2 separate regions of the Homo sapiens genome follow, and region 1 is linked to region 2. A link is a loop called in an ENCODE intact Hi-C map of the cell type or tissue named here. Cell type or tissue: IMR-90. All regions are shown on one strand. Region 1 overlaps NFAT5 (nuclear factor of activated T cells 5). Region 2 overlaps NFAT5 (nuclear factor of activated T cells 5).

Evidence for each region. Hi-C counts contacts between places; a loop is a spot of excess contacts. Peaks named below come from ENCODE experiments on the same cell type or tissue, not always from the same donor. Only the 100,000 strongest peaks of a DNase experiment are listed, where the experiment ranks them.
Region 1: a loop joins it to region 2, with 2.1 times the contacts of the local background. A loop is called at or near these places in 1 of 110 quality-filtered maps.

Annotation. Positions count from the first base shown.
Region 1 is chr16:69,583,061-69,588,060 of GRCh38, reverse strand. All of the region lies in intron 2 of NFAT5 (nuclear factor of activated T cells 5), which reads right to left. Among named protein-coding and RNA genes, the nearest start is that of NFAT5, 20 kb to the right of the region's middle. In IMR-90, no CTCF peak of the experiment used is centred here; no DNase peak of the experiment used is centred here.
Region 2 is chr16:69,690,266-69,695,265 of GRCh38, reverse strand. It overlaps NFAT5 (nuclear factor of activated T cells 5), which reads right to left. Exons shown (of 15, transcript NM_138713.4): 12 at 4,178-4,326; 13 at 1,027-3,517; 14 at 1-130. Among named protein-coding and RNA genes, the nearest start is that of SNORD13H, 16 kb to the left of the region's middle. In IMR-90, no CTCF peak of the experiment used is centred here; a DNase peak (open chromatin) is centred at 3,115.

The DNA.
Region 1 (5,000 bases), 110 kb after region 2:
GAATCGCTTGAACCTGGGAGGCAGAGGTTGCAGTAAGCCGGAATCATACCACTGCACTCCAGCCTGGGCAATAGAGTGAGACTCTGTCCCAAAAAAAAAAAAAAAAAAAAAAAAAAGAAAGCACTATAAATTACCAAAGTGCCTAATTTATACCTAAAATAATTTATTCATAAAATCTACTTGTGCACAGCTAATATGCATTTTACCAGTAAACAAATGTACTGGTTAAGATTAATTTAACTTTAATAAACAGAGTCATATTCCTATTCTCTCATTTATTCTCAAATAAATTGTCAGCTGTGGCAATAATCTAATATTATTCTTTCAAATAGAAAATGCTTTAGTAGTTGAGGACCATAAGAAGTGAAATTAGGCTGGGCACAGTGGCTCATGCCTATAATCCCAACACTTTAGGAGCCGGAGGTGGGCAGATCACTTAAGGTCAGGAGTTCAAGACCAGCCTGGCCAACATGACAAAACCCTATCTCTACTAAAAATATAAAAATTAGCCCGGCATAGTGGCGGCGCCTGTAGTCCCAGCTACTTAGGAGGCTAAGGTAGGAGAACTGATTGAACACAGGGGGGCGGAGGTTACAGTAAGCCGAGATCACACCACTGCACTACAGCCTGGGCGACAGAGCCAGACTCCATCTCAAAAAAAAAGAAGAGAAATTGAAGAAAAATAGGCCGGGCATGGTGGCTCACACCTGTAATCCTAGCACCTTGGGAGGCCGAAGTGGGTGGATTACCTGAGGGTTGGGAGTTCAAGACCAGCCTGGCCAACATGGTGAAACTCCGTCTCTACTAAAAAAAAAAAATACAAAAAATTAGCCAGGCGGTAATTCCAGCTACTCAGGAGGCTGAGGCAGAAGAATCAATTGAACCTGGAGGCAGAGGTTGCAGTGAGCCGAGATCGCGCCACTGCACTCTAGCCTGGGCTACAGAGCGAGACTTTGTCTCAAAAAAAAAGAAAAAAAAGCACTTTAATATTCACACAAAACAAATACTAAACTACCTAACAGTGCCTTTTAACCAGGCCTTTTGATGAATACAATCATACCTAGATTTAATATAGCAGTTATCTTGGGTTTTCATGAACCCCTACCAATGTCTAATAATACAAATACAAAGAGAATACCTTTATCAGACTTAGTAGGGTTTACAGTTTCCATAGCTATAGAAGTATGTCTTATTTCACTAATACAGCTTTTCTTCTTCTTGGCTCACTGCCATAATTCTGTGATATTTATTAGAAAACTGCAATCCTATTGCTACTATTAAATACAAACATTTGCTTTCCAGAAATCAACAAAATGAATCAACCAAGCATATTAAAAGTCAAAAAATTTTCCAGTCGAGGCCGGGCATGGTGGCTCATGCCTGTAATCTCAGCACTTCGGGAGGCTGAGGTGGGCAGATCACCTGAGGTCAGGAGTTCAAGACCAGCCTGGCAAACACAGCAAAACCTCGTCTCTACTAAAACTACAAAAATTAGCCAGGCATGGTGGTGGGCACCTGTAATCCCAGCTACTCGGGAGGCTGAGGCAGGAGAATTGCTTGAACCTGGGAGGTGGAGGTTACAGTGAGCCAAGATTGCACCACTGCATTCCAGCCTGGGTGACAGAGTGAGATTCCGTCTAAAAAGAAAAAAAAAAATTCCAATCTAAACAAGGTTAATATGTCTACGCCTCATGAATTTTTCACAAAGTCATCTGTAGTCTAGTCTGGCTTATCAAAATTTAGTTTTTGATTATCAAAGATGTAACATAGTCAGTGGTATTTAGGTCATCTCACTTACATCTAAAGCTAAAGATTTTGGGTCCCACATAGAAAGTCAGAAATTCACACTCTCTGAAAACAGAAGGAAGAAAACCATAAATGACAGACAACTAAAACACTATATTCTTTTAAATGCAAAAATGAAAATATTCTCCTTTCCACATACCACACAATTATGTCTCACAAACTTTACAAAAAAAAGTAGTGCATCTTACTCTTAAAAATTTCTTGTTTTTTGAAAGCATTTTTAATTGCAGTAAATTATACATAAAATTTACCATTTTAACTATTTTTAAGTGCACAATTCAGTGGCATTAAATCTATGCACGACATTGTGCAACCATTACCATTATTCATTTCCAGAACTTTTTCATTACTCCAAACAAACTCTGTACCCATTTAACTATAGTTTCCCATTCCTCCCCAACCCCCAGCTCCTGGTAACCAATATTCTACTTTCTAGACAATATTCTACTTTCTTTCTCTGCCTATTTTAAGTATCTCATGTGTCTGGTTACCTGATGTAAATGGAATCATACAATATTTGTCCTTTTCTGTCTGGCTTATTTCACTTTGCGTATGTTTTCAAGGGTCATTCATACTGTGGCATGTAACAGAACTTCATTCCTTCTTAAGGGTGAATAATATTCCCTTGTACTTATATACCACATTTTGGAATTTATCCATTCATCTGTTGAAAGACACCTGGGTTGTCTCCATCTTCTTTTGGCTATTGTAAATAATGCTGCTAGGAACATTAGTGCATTAGTATCTGTTTGAGTCCCTGCTTTCAATTATTGGGGGTATATACCTATAAGTGAAATTGCTGGATCATATAATTCTATGTTTAACTTTTTTGGGGGAACCACCTGTTTTTCACAACAGCTGCACCATTTTACATTACCACCAGCAATGCATGAAGAAAACTACTTTTATGAGAGACAGCCCCACACAATTAAAAAAAAAAAAATTGGGCTGGGCGCCGTGGCTCACACCAGTAATCCCAGCACTTTGGGAGGCCGAGGCAGGTGGATCATGAGGTCAGGGGATCAAGACCATCCTGGCCAACATGGTGAAACCCCATCTCTACTAAAAATACAAAAAAAAATAATAATAATTAGCTGGGCGTGGTGGCATCTGCCTGTAGTCCCAGCTACTAGGGAGGCTGAGGCAGGAGAATCGCTTCAACCCGGGAGGCAGAGGTTGCAGTGAACTGAGATCATGCCACTGCACTCCAGCATGGCGACAGAGCGAGACTCCACCTCAAAAAATAAAAAATAAAAACATAAATTCTACTCTGTTTTGACAGCACTTGCCATCTGTTTAAACCCTTCCAATACATTTATATTTGTGAATATATATACATGTATATATATACATATTTTATTGAGATATAATTCACATATCATACAATTTACCTACTTAAAGCACACAATTCAGTGGCTTTCAGCAGAGTCACAGCTGTGCATCCACCACCAAAATAAATTTTATTTTTGAGACAGGGTCTTACTCTGTCACCCAGACTGGAGTGCAGTGGTACAATCATAGCTCACTCAGCCTCGACATCCTGGCCTCAGGGGATCCTCCGCCTGAGGCTCCTGAGTAATTGGGACAACAGGCACATGCCACCATGCCCAGCTAATTTTTTTATTTTTTGTAGAGATGGTGTCTTGCTATATATAGCAAGACCGAGGGAGGCCGAGGCAGGTGGATTACTTAAGGTCAGGAATTCGAGACCAGCCTGGCCAACATGGTGAAACCCTGTCTCTACTAAAAAATCAAAAAATTAGCCAGGTGTGGTGCCATGCACCTGTAGTCCCAGCTGCTCAGGAGGCTGAGGCATGAAAATCATTTGAACCTGGGAGGCGGAGGCTGCAGTGAGCCGAGATGGCACCACTGCACCCTACTCACTGCATTGCAGTCCAGATGACAGAGTAACACTCTGTCAAAAAAAAAAAAAAGAGACACAGAACAAATACACCTCAATTTTCATCTTATTTATCTAAATTCTTATCTTTACAGATTAAATAGTTCCAATTATTATTATTTTGTTTTTGAGACAGAGTCTTGCTGTATCTCCCAGGCTGGAGTGCAGTGGCACGATCTCAGCTCCCTGCAACTTCCACCTCCAGGGTTCAAACGATTCCCCTGCCTCAACCTCCCGAGTAGCTGGCATTAAAGGTGCGCACCACCATGCCCAGCTAATTTTTTGTATTTTTAGTAGAGATGAGGTTTCATCATGTTGGCCAGGCTGGTCTTAAGCTCCTGACCTCAAGTGATCTGCCCACCTCAGCCTTCCAAAGTGCTAGGATTACAGGTGTGAGCCACCGCAACTGGCCCCAACTCTTTAAAGGCCTAGTTCCCCATTTGCAGTTATTTTAATGCAATTATTATTATTCCAACTGAAACTTGCTACTTGTAGGTTACATATAACTAGAGCACAATCCTCAAACTTCCAAAACCCTTCCTTCCTTCTTTTCTGGATGTAGGATTCATTCATTTACTCTTTCATTCAATAAATATCAAGAACCTTTCAAATACAAAGCATTTGTGCCAGGTGTTACAAAAATGCAAGGTATAGTCAATGCCCTTAAGAAGCTTACCATCCAGTATAACTATTTAAGCAAAACTGGACTTCACTAGATGTTCTTTATTGTTTACTGCAGCTTTAGATCTATGACTGATTCTAATATTTTACAGATTTTATCATATGCTAGGTTTCTTTCCCTTAACACATGCATAATCTTGTGTTTAAATACAAAAGCTCAGCTAGGCCTTGAGGCTCATACCTGTATTCCCAGCATTTTGGAAGAATGAGATGGGAGGATCACTTGAGGCCAAGAGTTCAAGATCAGCCTGGGCAACAGAGAAGAATCCATCCCTACAATTTTTTTTTTTTTTTAATTAGCTGGGCATGGTGTTATACACCTGTAAACACTGAGTAGTCCCAGCTACTCAGGAGGCTGAGGCAGGAGGATTGCTTTAGCCCAGGAGTTCAAGACTACAGTGATTCATGCTCATGCCACTGCACTCCAGCAGCCAGGGTGACAGAATGAGACCCCATCCCTTAAAAACAGAAATTTAATAAATAAATTTAAATAAATAAAACAGAAATTTAATAAATAAGAGCTTTCCTAAATTTTGACAAACCTTTCTTCAAATTATTTCCATAATTTTATTAACACTTAAAAAACAATGATTAAAAAAGAATGGAATACTTA
Region 2 (5,000 bases):
TCTGGCATTTGCTGAGAAAGAAGTGTTGTCACAGGTGGCTGGCCCTCGTTTTGTGGTTGGCCTGGCTGACTTATGGCCATCAACTGATCAGGCAATGTAGCTGGTCCAGAGGTTAAAAGCTGACTACAGTCTGCAGAGACATTGAAAACAGAAGCTTAAAAGCTGACTACAGTCTGCAGAAACATTAAAAATAGAAGCTATCTGATTAGTAAAGATTCATGAAAAGATATTTATTAGTTGTTGGGGAAAATTCATTACTGCATTCTCCTTGTATATTACTAAAAGTTAGGCACCTGATAGTCCAAGAAAAAGGTTTTCACAGACTGGCACTGGAATTCATCTTAGGTTTCCTTTAAGCAGTCTAAAAATACAACTTTGCTTAAATATCAAAAGTCCTATATAAATTCCTTGGTATATAAACATTAAAGATGAGTTTCTACCTCCTTAGAAACTACTTACTTCAACTGGGTAAGGTATTATCTGTCATTCTGACTTCATTTTCCTTTTAAGTTTATAGCTTAAAATGGCAAACACACATTTTTATACATTGCCATATTTAATCCTCCCCAAATCCATGTAAAGTATGTAATATTATCACCATTTTAAATGAGAGAATTGAGACCCATAAAAGCCAAATAACTTGTACAAGATCTTATAGTCTATAGGTGATAGAGTTCTAACTACAATCTGTACTCTTAAAACAACTATACAGGACAGGTGTGGTGGCTCACGCCTGTAATCCCAGCACTTTGGGAGGCCGAGGCCAGCGGATCACTTGAGGTCAAAAATTCAACACCAGCCTGGCCAACATGGTGAAACCCCGCCTCTAACAAAAATACAAAAATTAGCTGGGCGTGGTTGTGCACACCTGTAATCCCAGCTGCTTGGGAGGCTGAGGCAGGAGAATCACCTGAACCTGGGAGGCAGAGGGTGCAGGTGCAGTGAGCTGAGATCGCACCACTGCACTCTGCTTCCTTCTAATAATAATAATGACCAATTAAGTAATGAAAAATTAGAGTTTCTTACTATTTTGAATGCCAAATAAGAACATTCCTGATGTCTGCTGAGATGAGCCAGGAGAATTCTGCAGTTGGTTCATTGTGCCTCCTGCTGTGTTGTGAAATAAAGTAGCCTGTGGTTGAGGCGAAGATGTGGCTCCTTGAATTCCAGGCATGTTGTTCTGAGGGGAATAAAGAGGAGACTGTTGCATATCTTGTTGATTTATACTGGTCTGCAAGGCAGACATGGATGCTGGAGATAAGAAGAGAGTTACTTGCTGCTCTTGAGAACTAGGTGACCCTTGTACCAACTGAATCTGAGGAGAGCTATGGAACAAGGGGGTCTGTGATGATTCCGACTGGGTAGGACCTGGGTTCTGAAGTGAGGAAACTGTGGACTGACTCTGAAATTGCATGGGCTGTTGCTCTTGATTCATTGGGGCCATGTTACTTTGTTGGTGAAAAATTGACTGGTTCTGTTGCTCCTGATTAGCCATTGGATTTTGATTTGGGTTGAATATCATGTTTGGTGGTGGTTGCTTTGGAGACGCCATTGTAGCCATGGTATTCTGATTACTGAATAAAATGCTCTGTTGTTGTTGCTGCTGCTGTTGCTGCTGCTGTTGCTGCTGCTGCTGCTGTTCCTGGGATGGAGAGTTACTCTGCATGGCAACTATTGAGTGCTGTGACTGGAACATGGTTCCTTGTTGGCTTTGAGGCATTGGATTAGGTGGAAGGGAGCCCAGGGCCACCTGAGGCTGAAATAAACCCTGCTGCGGGGGTTGTGCCTGTTCTTGGGAAAGCATAGGAGTCTGGATGTGTGATATTGGAGCTTGCTGTTGGAAAGCAGCTTGTTGTTCACTGTTTGATGTTGACTGAAGTGGAGAAATTGAGTTCGGTGCTGCAAAAAATGCTTCTTGGGCTACTGTGTTAGTCTGAAGATTATTCATGGGACTCTGGGAAAGAAATATGTTGGTTGACTGCTGGTCTTGAGGAACTGAAGAGCCCTGTAACACAGCAATGGTACTTTGAGAGTGAAACATTGGAGGCTGCATTTGTTCAGAGGAGGTTGTAGAAGTCTGACTGTGGACAATAGGATTTGGACTATGAAAGAGAGAACCTTGAGTTTCCTGGGAAAGGTTCTGAGCATCGGCAATAGGATTTTGAGGATGAAAAAGTTGGGCCTGTGAATGAGAAGACTGCTGCAAAAAATTTCCAGATTGAAGTGACATCATCTCATTCCCTTGCTGGAATAAACCATTACCTTGTTGTTGGGTACCACTATTCTGAACACTCATCATACTTTTTGTGGATGAAAAAAGGTTAACTTGAGGTTGATTGTCCCCACTATGTTGCATTTGGACCATGGTCTGAAAGACACTGTTCTGAATCTGTTTTGCTTGTGTTCCAGTTTCTTCTCCATCTCCTGAACTTGATGTCTGAAACATGGTAGTGCCAGGGGTTGCAACCTGCTGTGTGGTAGTTGTAGAAGTTTCATTTCCAGAAACTGCAGGAGGAGAAGAAAACAATTCACACTGCATTTGCATATCCTCATTGGTAGACAATGCACTCATCATGTGAGAAGTCTGCTGGTAAACTGGCGATTGCTGAAGGTTTCCATTTGCTGAAGCAGTTGAAGGGAATAACTCTGACTGAATCTGGGCAGCTGCCTGGCAGATACTCTGTTGCATCTCCATCACCATTGCGGCTGAAGATTCCATCACTTGCTGTTGCTGCTGCTGCTGCTGCTGTTGATTAGATAACGTGTTTTCAGACTGTGGATGAACACTTTCAGCTCTTCCAGGTAATAAATTATCTGGTCTGGTATGGACTGTTGGCTCTGTTGAGGAAAACATTCCAGGGCTTACACCACTCTGAATTTGACTGACTTGTTGAAAAATATCTGCACTAAGCTGCTCTTGAACATTCTCATTACCATCTGGAGCAGAAAATAAAACTGAAGATAACTGCTGCTGTGCCTCTAAAACTTGTTGGACCAAGTCAACACTTCCACTGCTGCCACTAGCAGTACTGCCTGTGAAACTCCCTGCTTGCAGCTGCTGAATAGTATTCTGAAGCTGACTCACACTATTTGGTGATGGAAAAATATTTGATGAAATCTGCTGCTGTAAAGTCTGTGCTTGTTCTTGTAGTGGTGACTGCTGCTGTTGTTGTGATGCCTCAGTCAGTTGTGACAAATTAACCACTGTACCATCTGACTGTAATATCTCTCTAGACTGAGTTTCTCTTGTCTGAAACTGTGTAGCCTGCTGCAATAGTGCATCGCTGTTGGGCAGCTGACTAGAAGCAGAAACTGCTGGAAAAGTACCAGGCTGTGAGATGTCCTGGGTTTGAATAGTTGTCAGGGTCTCTGGGTTGTATGCCTTGGGCTGAATCTGCTGCTGTTTTTCATTTTCAGAAGGTAGGTGGGAAGATGATGGTGATGAAAAAGAGCCATTTCCTGCTATGTTTGAGATGTTTTCTAATGTTTGCTGAGTTGATCCAACAGACTTTGTAGTCTAAAAAATAAAAATCCCCAAATATTATGAATATATAAACATTAAACAAGTTTGTAACATACATCAAAAATCACTATTGCTCTAAAAATATATGCAGGACCAGCTTTCCACTCTATATTATTATCATTTAGAAAACAGGTACAGGACTACAATTCTCCATAACATGATGTCTCATTTTCCTTGAGATATATTTTTTAAAAGTACGACAAGCAAAGATAGTCAAACAAGGAAGTAGAATAATCGGCTATTGATATGCTTAGGTGAATTAAGGGTAATCAGAACACAGTAATTTTATGGTTCATGAAGAGCAGGTATCAAAATATCTCAATTTTGTGGCTCCTCAGTAACATTACAGGGGATAAGACAAGTAAAAAAAAGAAACAGAAAGTTATGGGAAAAGACTGGGAAAAAAATAAAAACATCTCTAATTCTGAAAATGCTAAAATTAGTACTTTCATCAATATCTCATACAACATATTAATTCCTCCCTTGTATATTGGAAGTCACTATGTGGGCAATTTTGCTGAAGTATAAAGCATTCCCTCTTTACAGCAAAATTCATTAAGTGCATCCAAAGTAAAAATAATGTTAAAAAAATAGGAAAAGTAAAAGACAGCAATTTTTATATAGGAGGTTTGTGCACTAGTCAATACAGCTTACCTTAAAAATAGTGGAAGATCTTTTTTCTGCTGTTACTTCCATTGGAGTAACATCTTCACTCTTAATCATACTGCTTGGTATGAGTGGAGTCATCAGGGCATTAGGGATAATATTTACCTTATCTAAATTACATCCAGTAGTTTTCATTGCTGCATATACACACACACAAAAAGAAAAGTTTAAAATCACAAAATTTACCAACTATTTCATTCTAAAATTTGTTATTAGCCATGATTTAAATGTCTATTTTTTTGATGCTACAATGGTAGCATGAGATACAAACCTGGTATATTAAGATATATCTTCCCTTTTATGAAGTGCATTGGCTGGGGGACCTCTGGAATGGGCCTGGAACTATAGCTTAAATATTAATAATAAGCTTAAGCAGTTCAATTACCAAGCTATATTCCCCAAGACGGTTCCAAGTGCCTTGAATCATACTACCCAACCTGACCAAGAGTATATTATAGGATACAGCTTAAAAATCTCCAGGAGGATAAAGCTACTCAATTACAAACTACACTCTCCTCTTAGCATTTAGCTATCTGACAATATAGTCTCAGAACTTCTTAAGGACTATGAGATTGTCAGAGCACTTCTTTCTTAAACTAAGTTCAAGCTTCTCATTAGAAAATACCACCCAGTGATTAATAAATTTTGCTTTTCTAAATTAAAAGAAAACTAAATTAATTAGAAAACTTGAATATGACAAGTTGACACATGGACACAATTCTCTTTTAGACTGGACTTTAAACATCTTTTTTTTTTTCCCCAGAAATAAGGGCTATTTTAGGTTTACAAACCAAATTTCCCAAGCAAAATG